Linked DNA regions of Homo sapiens: region 2 is linked to region 1. The links are chromatin loops, found by intact Hi-C in ENCODE. Cell type or tissue: thyroid gland. All regions are shown on one strand. Each heading gives the region's core, and the rest is flanking DNA. Links, peaks and the distances in the headings are about the cores only. Region 1 overlaps SYN3 (synapsin III). Region 2 overlaps SYN3 (synapsin III).

Evidence for each region. Peaks named below come from ENCODE experiments on the same cell type or tissue, not always from the same donor. Only the 100,000 strongest peaks of a DNase experiment are listed, where the experiment ranks them.
Region 2: a loop joins it to region 1, with 3 times the contacts of the local background. A loop is called at or near these places in 65 of 110 quality-filtered maps.

What each region holds. Positions count from the first base shown.
Region 1 is chr22:32,794,493-32,799,866 of GRCh38, reverse strand. All of the region lies in intron 6 of SYN3 (synapsin III), which reads left to right. Among named protein-coding and RNA genes, the nearest start is that of TIMP3, 4.5 kb to the left of the region's middle. In thyroid gland, for the core only: CTCF peaks have their summits at 2,502 and 2,707; a DNase peak (open chromatin) is centred at 2,726.
Region 2 is chr22:32,983,723-32,989,096 of GRCh38, reverse strand. The region is part of intron 2 of SYN3 (synapsin III); the gene reads left to right. Among named protein-coding and RNA genes, the nearest start is that of SYN3, 72 kb to the left of the region's middle. RefSeq lists an enhancer at 1,242-2,143 and a silencer at 2,719-3,013. In thyroid gland, for the core only: a CTCF peak has its summit at 2,882 (motif pointing right); a DNase peak (open chromatin) is centred at 2,876.

The DNA.
Region 1 (5,374 bases), core at 108-5,107:
ATACTTTGAGGCCTGGGATATTTAGCCACACTGCTTTTTAGCCCTCTCAGAACCAAATAGGGTCTCAGGAGACTGGAGAGCATGGGTGTGGCCAACAGCTGACTGAGTCCTGAGCAGAGTGCCCTGGAGGCCACTCTAAGGATCCAGGTTGAATGAGGGCATACGTGGTGGAATTTGAGAGATTCGCTTATCCCCGCGCCCCACATGACTTATTCCACAGTCATGTGGAAGGTTTTAGAAGACTTTCCAGACCAAATCCACTTTGGATAAGCATCTTACATGATAGAGGCCCTCTCTTCCCTTTCTTTTCACATTTCAGTTTTGTCCAAAGTGCCGATATTTTCTCCAACGGAAGGCCTTGCCTGGAATATAAGTATCAAGTAGATAACTTCTGCTGAACTTCAAGCAGCAGTTTTCTCATAGAAAGCATCTGAAGCGTTTTTTTCCAGCAGCTACTTAATTATGAAAGCACAAGTATAATCTGATCTTTTTTCCAGCTGAAAAGTAACGAAATTACCTTTTGGTTAATTTCTTCTCACTCCCTATCCTAAGCTGGTCCACACAGTGTCTTGAAGTTCAGCGAATTCCAAGAGCTTTTCAGTTGGGATGTTCTCTCTTATTCCAAACCTGAGTCAGTTCCCCTCTGCCCACCGTGTGAAGGCAGTTTGGTTCTCACCCTAAGGAAAAGAAACAGCAAACTCCATGAATCCTTGCGTAGGGGAGTCCTCCTGCTAGGGTCACCCCCTTCAGCAGGCACCCATCAGTCTGGATGTCATGGTGTCCATGAGCCTAATAATATGTAAGAATTGGTTATTCAACATCACTTAATAAGCTAGGTGGGGTGAACCTGAGGCTAACAGTAAGAATGAAGATGCAGGCTGGGTGCGGTGGCTCACGCCTGTAATCCCAGCACTTTGAGAGGCCAAGGTGGGCGGATCACGAGGTCAGGAGATCGAGACCATCCTGGCTAACATGGTGAAACCCCGTCTGTACTAACAACACAAAAAATTAGCCAGGTGTGGTGGTGGGCGCCTGTAGTCCCAGTTACTTGGGAGGCTGAGGCAGGAGAATGGCGTGAACCTGGGAGGCGGAGCTTGCAGTGAGCTGAGATCATGCCACTGCACTCTAGCCTAGGTGATGGAGTGAGACTCCGTCTCCAAAAAAAAAAAAAAAAAAAAAAAGAATGAAGATGCAGGCTCTCCTGCTTTCTCTTGACAGCTAAGAACAATGATAGAGTTATACATCTGGGAAGAACTGAGTAAGTTTCAAGATCTATCTGGCCTGTCTACACACCTACTAGGATGACCTGGTATTCTCTTTCCTGGAACTTTTCTAGGAAAGGTGAGTTCATATCCACCCTCTTTGTATCAAGTTATAGGATGCTAGAGTCTGTAGGAAGAGAAGTCGTAAAAAGGACCTCAGAAACTACTCATCCTTGTTTTAAATGTGGGAAAAATAAGGTTCAGAGAAGTGAAGGAACTTGCCCATTTTCAGGGCTCAGTCCTCCAAGCTGTAAGGTGTGGCCCATGCTTGTACTGTGGGCTTGGAAACCCCAGCCATTCACAGATCTCGTATCTGCTTTTCAGATCTGTAGACAGATTCGTTTGAGTCTTTGTACAGTGCCCAGCCCACAGAGAAATTTTACTTACACTGATTAAATAATTCTCTACCATGATAATAATCACCCTCTGAGCCAATCAGAAGCAATACAGGTTTGTCCTCCTGACAGGTTTATCTCTTGTGTGTTTATTTTTTTCCCTTCCTAAATTACTAGCTAATGCATTCCAAACATATCACTATAAAAAAAAGCACATGAAAACTTTGTTTCTGGGAAATGAAAAGAGAGTAAAGTGGAAACAAAAAATCAAAAGACCTGAGATTTGTTCCCAATGTTGCAGAATAGCTGTGCACCTGCCTTGGTCAAGTCACTTTGCCTGTCCAGGCGTCCACTTCTGTGTTTATTGGATGAAAGATAGAACTCAGTGGTATCCAGGATCCCTCTCGCCTCAAAAACTCCAAGATTCCATGGGGAATCCTGTAGGACAAGTGAATGCTTCTGAAGGGGAGATGGGTCCTGCCATTTAAACAGGTTTGACACATGGGAACGTACCCAAGACTGAAGACCATCCATCAGTTTCGCAACGAACACTGAGTTCCTATATTGCTACCTCCCCCAAGAATCAATGCCGAAAACAGAATTTCAGAGAAGATTGTGATGCCAAAGTCCTAGGAGAGACAGGCTCTGGCTTATGGTGGAGCCCAGTGTAGTTATGCGTTCACCTGCTTGTTTGTCTCTTGGATCGTAGCACTAAAAAGTTAGGAAGGTGTCTTTTTTATCACCATTTTTTTGGTCTTCAGGAGTTACTGAACTCTTCCACATCCTTCAGACCTCAGCTTAGATGTCACCTCCTCCGGGAAACCTCCTCTGATTCCCCTCCCATGTATCCCCACAACACCCTGTATCAACTTCTTTGACAATACTTAGCTGACTCTAATGTGATTATTTACCCATCTGTTTCCCTTGCTGGAGTCTAAGCCCCTAGAACACAGGGATTAAGTGTTGGTAACAACGAGTTTAATAAGTATTGGTTGAATGGGTCCAATGATCAGCACCACCGACCCCTTTCCAGCATTCAGACAGGCAGGTGGTGGCTCCTTGGAGAGTTCACGGAGCTCTATCCCGCTGGCTGGTGCTAGGGGGCGCTATAAGCCAGAGAACACCCATTTGCTCAGCCTGCAGTCCTGGTCGGTCGTCTCACTGCGAGGGCGGGAGAGCACAATTCCACACTCATCGGTGGGGTGCGGGTGCCTTTGAGTGGGTGAAGCTCACCCCTCCCATCTGCCATGGCCACAAAGCTCTCAGTCAACATCCCGTCTGGGTTCGTGGCTGCCGGAGCTCCTCCACCCCTGAGCTGGCCACATGTCAACCAAAGGGGGAGATGCTCTCTGGGGAAGCAACATAGTTGTGAATCATTGGTTTGGGGGCCTTAGGGCGGTCTGGGAACACTGCAGAGGATGCCACAGTCCCAGTCTTCCAGGGCAGAGCTGGGTTTTGGAAATTCAACCTGGAGAAGGTACTGTCATTTCTGTTGCCTCATAGGGAAGCTCCTCTTTGCTTTCCTCCCTCTTCCCCTCCAGACCCTAGCCACGATGCCTTCCCCCAAGCCCCACCGTCCATGTGAAAGTCATTATATTCAAAATGGCCTTTTCCAAGCAACAGACAGCCTGGTCCACCCATCCCCATGAGCTCTGGCCAGACCCTCAGTGGGGCTGCTGCCCAGCACTGGGCAATTCTGAGCCTAAGATGCGAGGTACTGCAGGATCTCTCTGTGTCTGGCACCAGCAGGGGGTAAACACCTTTCCTTGCCTCCATCTGGAGCCAATTTCATGGCAGTAAAATTGCCCCAGCTCTCCCCCAGCTCTGCCAGCAAATTGAAGACCCCTCTGGCTACATTCGCCTCTGGCTACATTCGCATGAATCCTCAGGTTTTCATATTTCTTTCCACAGGGATCTACTCTCAGTGTTTTTAAGCCAGAAAACACATGTGTGCAGTAAAGCCATGTTGTATCCTGTGTTATCTAGGGTGGTGGGAAATGGAAAGCAGAGTCAAATATTCCAGCTCTTGTTTTCATGTGCATGTATGTGTGTGTATGTATGTTTCAATGACCATATATTCAAGCAGTCAATTATTTCTGTGAAGGGTACTATGAAATGGAAGGAGAAGAACTTCTCCCCAACCCTGTTTTAATGTCTTCCTTATGCCCGTGGAGTTCATGTGTTTTTCCTTTAAAAACGAGTAGCTCCTTTGTGGTTTCTTTGAAGGTTGCATGCTCAGCTTCACACAGAGAATACACACAAGCATCTCAGCCAGGTGCTGTCATGCCTTGGGAGGGAATGGGATGGACATGTGGTTGGTCTCCTGTTAGACTGGGCTGGAGGTCTTGTTTCTGCAAGGCACATGAGCTTTCTTCAGTGGAACCTGCTGGAACTGATATGGTCTTGTCCTGTGCTGTGGGGACAGTCCAAAGAGCAGTTAACACCATTGATCGCATCCTTCTTTAAACTTGGCTGCTGAGACCCTACTCTCTCTGGGATTCTGCTTTCTACCTCTCCATCTATACCTTCTCAGTCTTCTTGGCAGACTCCTCAGGTTCTTCCTGAAATTAAAATGTAGCTGTTTCCCAATTTTCTGTCCTTGGCTCTCTCCCCTTCCCTTTTAGCCTCCACACTCTCCCAGGCCTACCCCACGCACCCCCATGGTCGCTACCATGCTATGTGCACCGGAGTGCACACTGCAAGCAACAGTGTCCCTCTGATTGCCTGTCTTCTATCTCCAACTTCCTCCTGCCCAATTTCACCTAGAGATCCTATGGCCTCCTCGGACTCCAGGTGTCCAAAACTCATTGTCTTTTCCCCTCAGTCCCCTCCGGGGTTACCCATTCCGAAGGATGACATCATCACTCACCAGGTCCTATAGAGTCTCATGATCCACATCTCTTCTAACCATCCCTTCCTCTCATTCTTACCATTTCTACCTTGGATCAGGCCCCTGTGGATTCTTTCCTGACAATTTCAATAGTGACATAATTGGTTACACTCCCCAGAGTCTTTCTCTATCAACTTCAACTTTGCATTGCTGCTTCTGTACATTTTTTAAAATATAAATCTGAAAACATGCTATTCTTTGCTTGAAATGATTCACTTGTGCTCCGTGGCTTTCTGAACAAAGTCTTAAGCTCCAAAGACAAACAAGGCCCTCTGTGATCTGGCTCATCCCCAGGGCCCCACGGTCCACAGCTGGAGGAGGCCCTCTTCACATAGAATACAATGAGATGGCTGCCCCTGCAGTTATACAACAGCAGGCTCTGTTCTTGCTTATCTCTCTAAACCCATGCTGCCCTCTTCCAACCCTTTATATTCCAGCTATCGGTTTCTCTGAGCCTTGTTCACAATGCACTCTTGGCCTGGAATCTAGCCGCCACCAATATATTCCCCCACCCTCCTCCACCTCATCTGCCAGGAATCACGTATTCATCTTTCAGGATTCAGCTAGAGTCACCACTTAGTGAATATTTTCCGGTCCTCTCTCTGCCCCAGCAGAATGGACCACCCCCTCTCAGGCCTCTCCTCTTCTCTCACTCACCTCCCACCCACACTGGGTCCTCCGGGCTTCCAGCTTGGCACCTCGCACACTCTGTTGCCCCTAGTGGTTGATATCCCTGGTTCTCTTCTAGATATCGAGCAAATCCAGGTGCTTCTGTGACTGCCTAACACATCATATGCACATAGTAGACATTGAACAAATATTAAAGGAATAAACTAACCAATGAATGGAGTGGAGAAAAGGAGGAGTCAGAGTATCACCGTCACACA
Region 2 (5,374 bases), core at 111-5,110, 190 kb before region 1:
CCTTGCAGCCCATCGGGGAGCAGCTCATTTGCTAGCACATTCTTGGCAGGTTACAGAGGCCCTTAAATCTGTGTCTTCATATAATCCTGTTGACAACATGTGAGTAGATCTTCTTATCCCCATCTACGGAAGAGGAAGCAGAGGCTGGTCCAAAATCAGGCAGCAGGTGCCAGAGCTGCCAACTCAAACCCAGGTCTTCTGCTCTGTGCCTGTTGTACATTAAAGGACACACCCAGGAACATTCATTTCTCTCCTGGGTGCCCCCAGGACGTACCTACTTCCTTTGCCCTTGCCCGTGTCCTTTTGGCAGACACACACATCCAGATCCTGCTGCACTCATCTTTGCAGCCCTGGCAAAGACTAGGTACCAAACATTGGATGGATGGGTGGACGGTGACCTCAGGAAGGTGACCCCTGACCTTCAGACTGAGTTGGCTGCTTTTTCTGTGGGCTGAGGGGGATATTTGTGTGAATGCTCTGTGTGGTCATTTTCTATTTTTGTGTCTGTCCCTCCCATTAGGTAGTAAGCCCCCTGAGACCAAGAGCTAGCTATGTTGTCTTTGCGCTTGTTTCCTTAAAGCCTGCAGACTCTGGCACATAGTAGGTGGTCTATCTGTGTATGTTCAGCGTCTTTGAAAGAAGCCTTTTCTACCAACTGAAGTCCAATTTCCCCTGCACCCCACATCTTATCCTCAATCACATTGGTTGTGCATTTTATTCATAGTACTTTTCTTTTTATCTATTTATTTTATTATTATTATTATTATTATTATTATTATTATTATTATTTTGAGACAGAGTCTTGCTCTGTTGCCAGACTGGAGTGCAGTGGCGAGATCTTGGCTCACTGCAACCTCCACCACCCGGTTTCAAGCAATTCTCCTGCCTCAGCCTCCCAAGTAGCTGGGATTACAGGCATGCACCACCATGCCTGGCTAATTTTTGTATTTTTAGTAGAGATGGCGTTTCACCATGTTGGCCAGGATGGTCTTGATCTCTTGACCTCGTGAACCGCCCACCTCGGCCTCCCAAAGTGTTGGGATTACAGGCATGAGCCACTGTTCCCGGCCTCAGTGTCTTTCAAAGAAGCCTTTTCTACCAACTGAAGTCCAATCTCCCCTGCACCCCACATCTTATCCTCAATTCCATTGGTCGTGCATTTTATTCGTAGTACTCATTCTTTTTATCTGTTTATTTATTTATTTTTTGTCTTTTCAATAAGCATGTAAGCTCTCCAAGAACAAGGACTACATCTGCCACTGTATCTGCTGTATCTACTCCTATGCCTGGTGTGGTGCCTAGTCCACATAAGGCTCAATAAATAGTGATTGAATGAGGGAGTGAATAAGTGATGTGAATTGTGATCAGATCCTGCCCACAAAAATCTCCTTCTCTATTGTTCTCAGAGGCAAAAGGTGGGGATCATTTGTCACATCCTGTGGCTCGGGGCCCTGTTATGTCTCAGTTTTTTGCCTCCGCAGATCCCCATACAGGCATAGGGAGTCTCATCACTCTTAGTGCATTCCTTCCCTTCCTAGTTCATTGGACCTTGCTAATTGCATGGAGGACTGAGAGGCTGCACCATTGTTTGCGGTTGAGGGGGCGGTTCCTCCCTCTGGCAATGGGAAGGTGCCAGGAGGGTGAGCTGTTCTCAGGAGAAAACAATGGAGCTAGAATCAGATCTTGGGTCCCTTTGCGTTCCAAGGTCTTTCTTCTGCCACATCTCTGCCCATCCAGCCTGCCACGTGACTCTCTTGCTAACTGGCAAAGTCTCTGAGTGTTTTGCCTTCATTTTCTGCACAGCCCATTGGTTGTCTTCCCTGCTTCTGCCTGGGCCACAAATCAGCAACTGACATGTTGCATCAGAAACATGAAAATCTCTTTCTCTATTTCCACTCCACCCCCAGTGGGGGTGGCCTGCGGAGAGACAGCTGTCCCTGGGACAGGACATTCCTGACCTCTCCTTCCTTGGAAGGACATCACCAAGCCCTGGCTGCGTTAACTCTACATACAGGATCGATTTATTGGAAAACAGTCCTGTTTGAACACAGATCCTGTTTGTATGAATTCCCCTTCTTCTGCCCCTGCTGCAGCCACAAAAGAGCCCCATACCCATTCCTCATCAGTCTCTCTCATACACACTTCCCACCTCCCTCAACTAGGGATTTCCCACCCCAGGCAGCACCAGTTTTATAATATTCTTCTTCCTGGGGCCTCAGATGTGGCAGTAAAATATGAGACCACCCACGGAGAGAGAATCTTCGTGGAATCCAGAGCTCCCCCAGGCCAAGGACTTGATTGATTGGCTGAGGTATTCAGGGAGCTTATTATGAGATTGAACATATTAGGGTGGGAAGAGGAGGCAGCCATGAGAGACAGAGCCCTTAGGCACAGCGGGTCCATCCATTTTGCCTGAGGTCAAACAGCCAGTCAATTACAGAGGCAGCAACCCCAGCCCCCAAAGGCATCTAGAATTCCAGACCATCCCTACCCTTCCCTCTGCCAGACAGAACCGTTCAGAGGCGGCTGAAGCCTGAATGAGCCCCCGGCAAGGAGGCAGCAGTCTGTGTGGCCCATCAGGAGACAGACTTCTGACTTGCAGCCAGGCGGGGGGATGGACTCCCTGACCCTCAGCTTCAGCCCCAGTCCGTCTGCCAGGCCCTGCAGTAAACATTCCAGAGATGGGCAAAACAAATGTTTCTCCTGGGAAGGTGAGGTCTCATCAAGACCACAGCTGCTTGGGTGGTATTGGTGTAGTGCAAAGTGCTTCAGGTTCCAGGTTAGAATCAAGTCGAGGAATGCCAGTTGCGAAGGTTGGCCTCGTACACACCCCCACATCGCAGTGGCTGTAGACCTGTGACTGTATTACAATGGTGTGCCAGTAGATGGCAGTCAAGTGTCTCCAGGAAAGGCCGGCCTACAGACAGTATTTCCTTACCCGGTCAGCGAACATTTGTTAAGCCTGTTGTCCTGTGCCCTAGCTCATTGTGCTGGATACTGGAGACACAGTGAGCATGGAGACTCAGTTTCTGGTTTCCAGGAGCTCACAGACTATATGTTTGGGGGCAGAGGGCAGCTAAGTGATGTGTAATGACAACGTGAAGTGGTAAGGGCTGGAATGGTTGTAAGTGCAGCGTGCTGTAGGAACCAAGGGAGGACGCTCAGCCCAGCTAGGGAAGGGGGTGCTGTCAAGGAAAACTCAGCAGAGTAGATATCACTCATAGGATCTTGAAACATGAGAAAGAGACAATCAAGGAAGTGCCAAGCAGAGGTGAAGGCCTGTGCAGAGGTTCAGAGGCAGGACAGCACAGGAGTATTTAGAGAAGCACAGGAATTTGGATGCAACCATGAAATAGACAGCAAACTGGAGGGGAAGCAGACCCCCAGTCAGCAGGGTCCAGATCATGAAGGACGCCAGGGCTCTGGACTGGATCCAAAAAGTCTGAAAGACCACTTAGGGTCTCCAGGAAAGGTACCCAAATTCTTCCCTCTAGAGTTTGGGTACCCAGATCACTCGTGTGACTTTGAGCAGAGACTTCTCCATCTGGAACACGTTGGGAGCAATCCCTGCCCTACCACCCCTCAGGGTTGGCATGAGGGTCAAATAGGAGGAAGGATGTGAAGGGTCTGGCTGTCCTTATAGGCCAAGGCCACCTCTTTTCCCCATCACCAGCCATCACTCCTTGCACCTGTGAGACAGATCAAAGCAAGGTGAGTCATAATTCTGCTTTGGAACCCCCAAGAGGGTAAGATTGTTTTGTTTATTTGTGGGTCCCCAGCACACAGCACCCACTAGGCACAGGGTAAGCACTCGATAGCTCTTTGCTCTTGTGGATTCTGTTTCAGGCCATGGACTACATACTTTGCAGCTTACTGTGTGCCAGGAACTATTCTCAGTGCTTTGTATGCCTTGTTTCATTTAATCCTCATAACAACCCTGTGAGGTGGCTACTACTATGAGCCTCATTTCCTAGGTGTGGAAACTAAGGCATTCAGAGGTTGGCTTACCCAAGCTTGCACAAGTGAGTGGAGGAGTTGGGGTCCTATCCAGGCTGTATGCCCTGAAGCCATTGCACTTTACTGCCTTGTTGCATAGAGGATTATGTGACTTTCTCACCACACCCTTCCCTGGTAGTTACTGTCACCACTTGACAAATGAGGAAACTGAGACCCAGAGGGCTAAGTGTCTTGTCTTAGAACACATGGTCAGTGAGTAGTAGAGCTAAGATTTTGCCCAAGCCTGTGTGATTGCAAATCCATGTTTTTTTTCCCAGTATGCTGGTGATTGTAATGATAGGTTACCATTCCCGGTCCCAGGCCCACCCAGTACTTCTTTTAAATTTGGAGCTTGGATTTAAAAGCAAGTGATTTTTAAATCCACGAAAGATGCCTACCTTGGATCCTGCTCTGGTCCTTATTAGCCACACCTCTCTTGACAGGCAGAGGAGTTAGGAGTGAGGGGATATTCCCACCAAGACCCTACAAATTGCACTCTTAGGCCATGCCCTGGGTACCCAAACTCTAGAATTCCCTCCTCAAAGGGACCTTAACCCAACTTCAGAGCCTATATAGGCCAATTCCTTGGTCCATTTTCCAAGGGGTGGCCAAAGGACAACCATTTGGGGAGGGGAAGGGAGTAGATGAAGCTTGGCCACGTGGTCTGGGCAATCCACATACCCGCACCAGGAGCCTCAGTGGTGCAGAGGAGAGTGGGTGGGGAATTAAGGAAGATCTTGGGTGAGGTCTGAGAACCAAGAGCTGGCAATCCTTGTGCTGCCACGTGCTGGGTAGAGTGCAAAGAATTCTGAGAAGTTTACATTCTGAGTCTTTAAGGTCATTATGAAATTGTATCTGCCAAGGAAGGAAGACAGACTCTTTGGGACTCTTTTTTTCTTTTTTCTTTTCTTTTTCTTTTTCTTTTTTTTTTTTTTTTTTGGATGGAGTTTCATTCTTGTCGCCCAGGTTGGAGTACAATGGCGCAATCTTGGCTCACTGCAACTTCTGCCTCCCAGGTTCAAGCGATTCTCCTGCCTCAGCCTCTCCTGCCTCAGCTGGAATTACAGGCGCCCACCACCACTCCTGGCTAATTGTTTGTATTTTTAGTAGAGATGGGGTTTCACTATGTTGGCCAGTCTGGACTCCAACTCCTGACCTCGTGATCCGCCTGCCTCAGCCTCCCAAAGTGCTGGGATTACAGGCATGAGCCACCATGCCCAGTGGACAGATGTCTTTTATTTAAATGTTTGCTGGCTTGATTTTGTCAATTTTAAATATTAGACATATGACCCATAGGTTTCCATTTGTCGCTTTGCCCCAGGCACTTCAAATACTAGACATGGGCTTGTCCTGGTGTCTGGAATTTGCTGATACTACC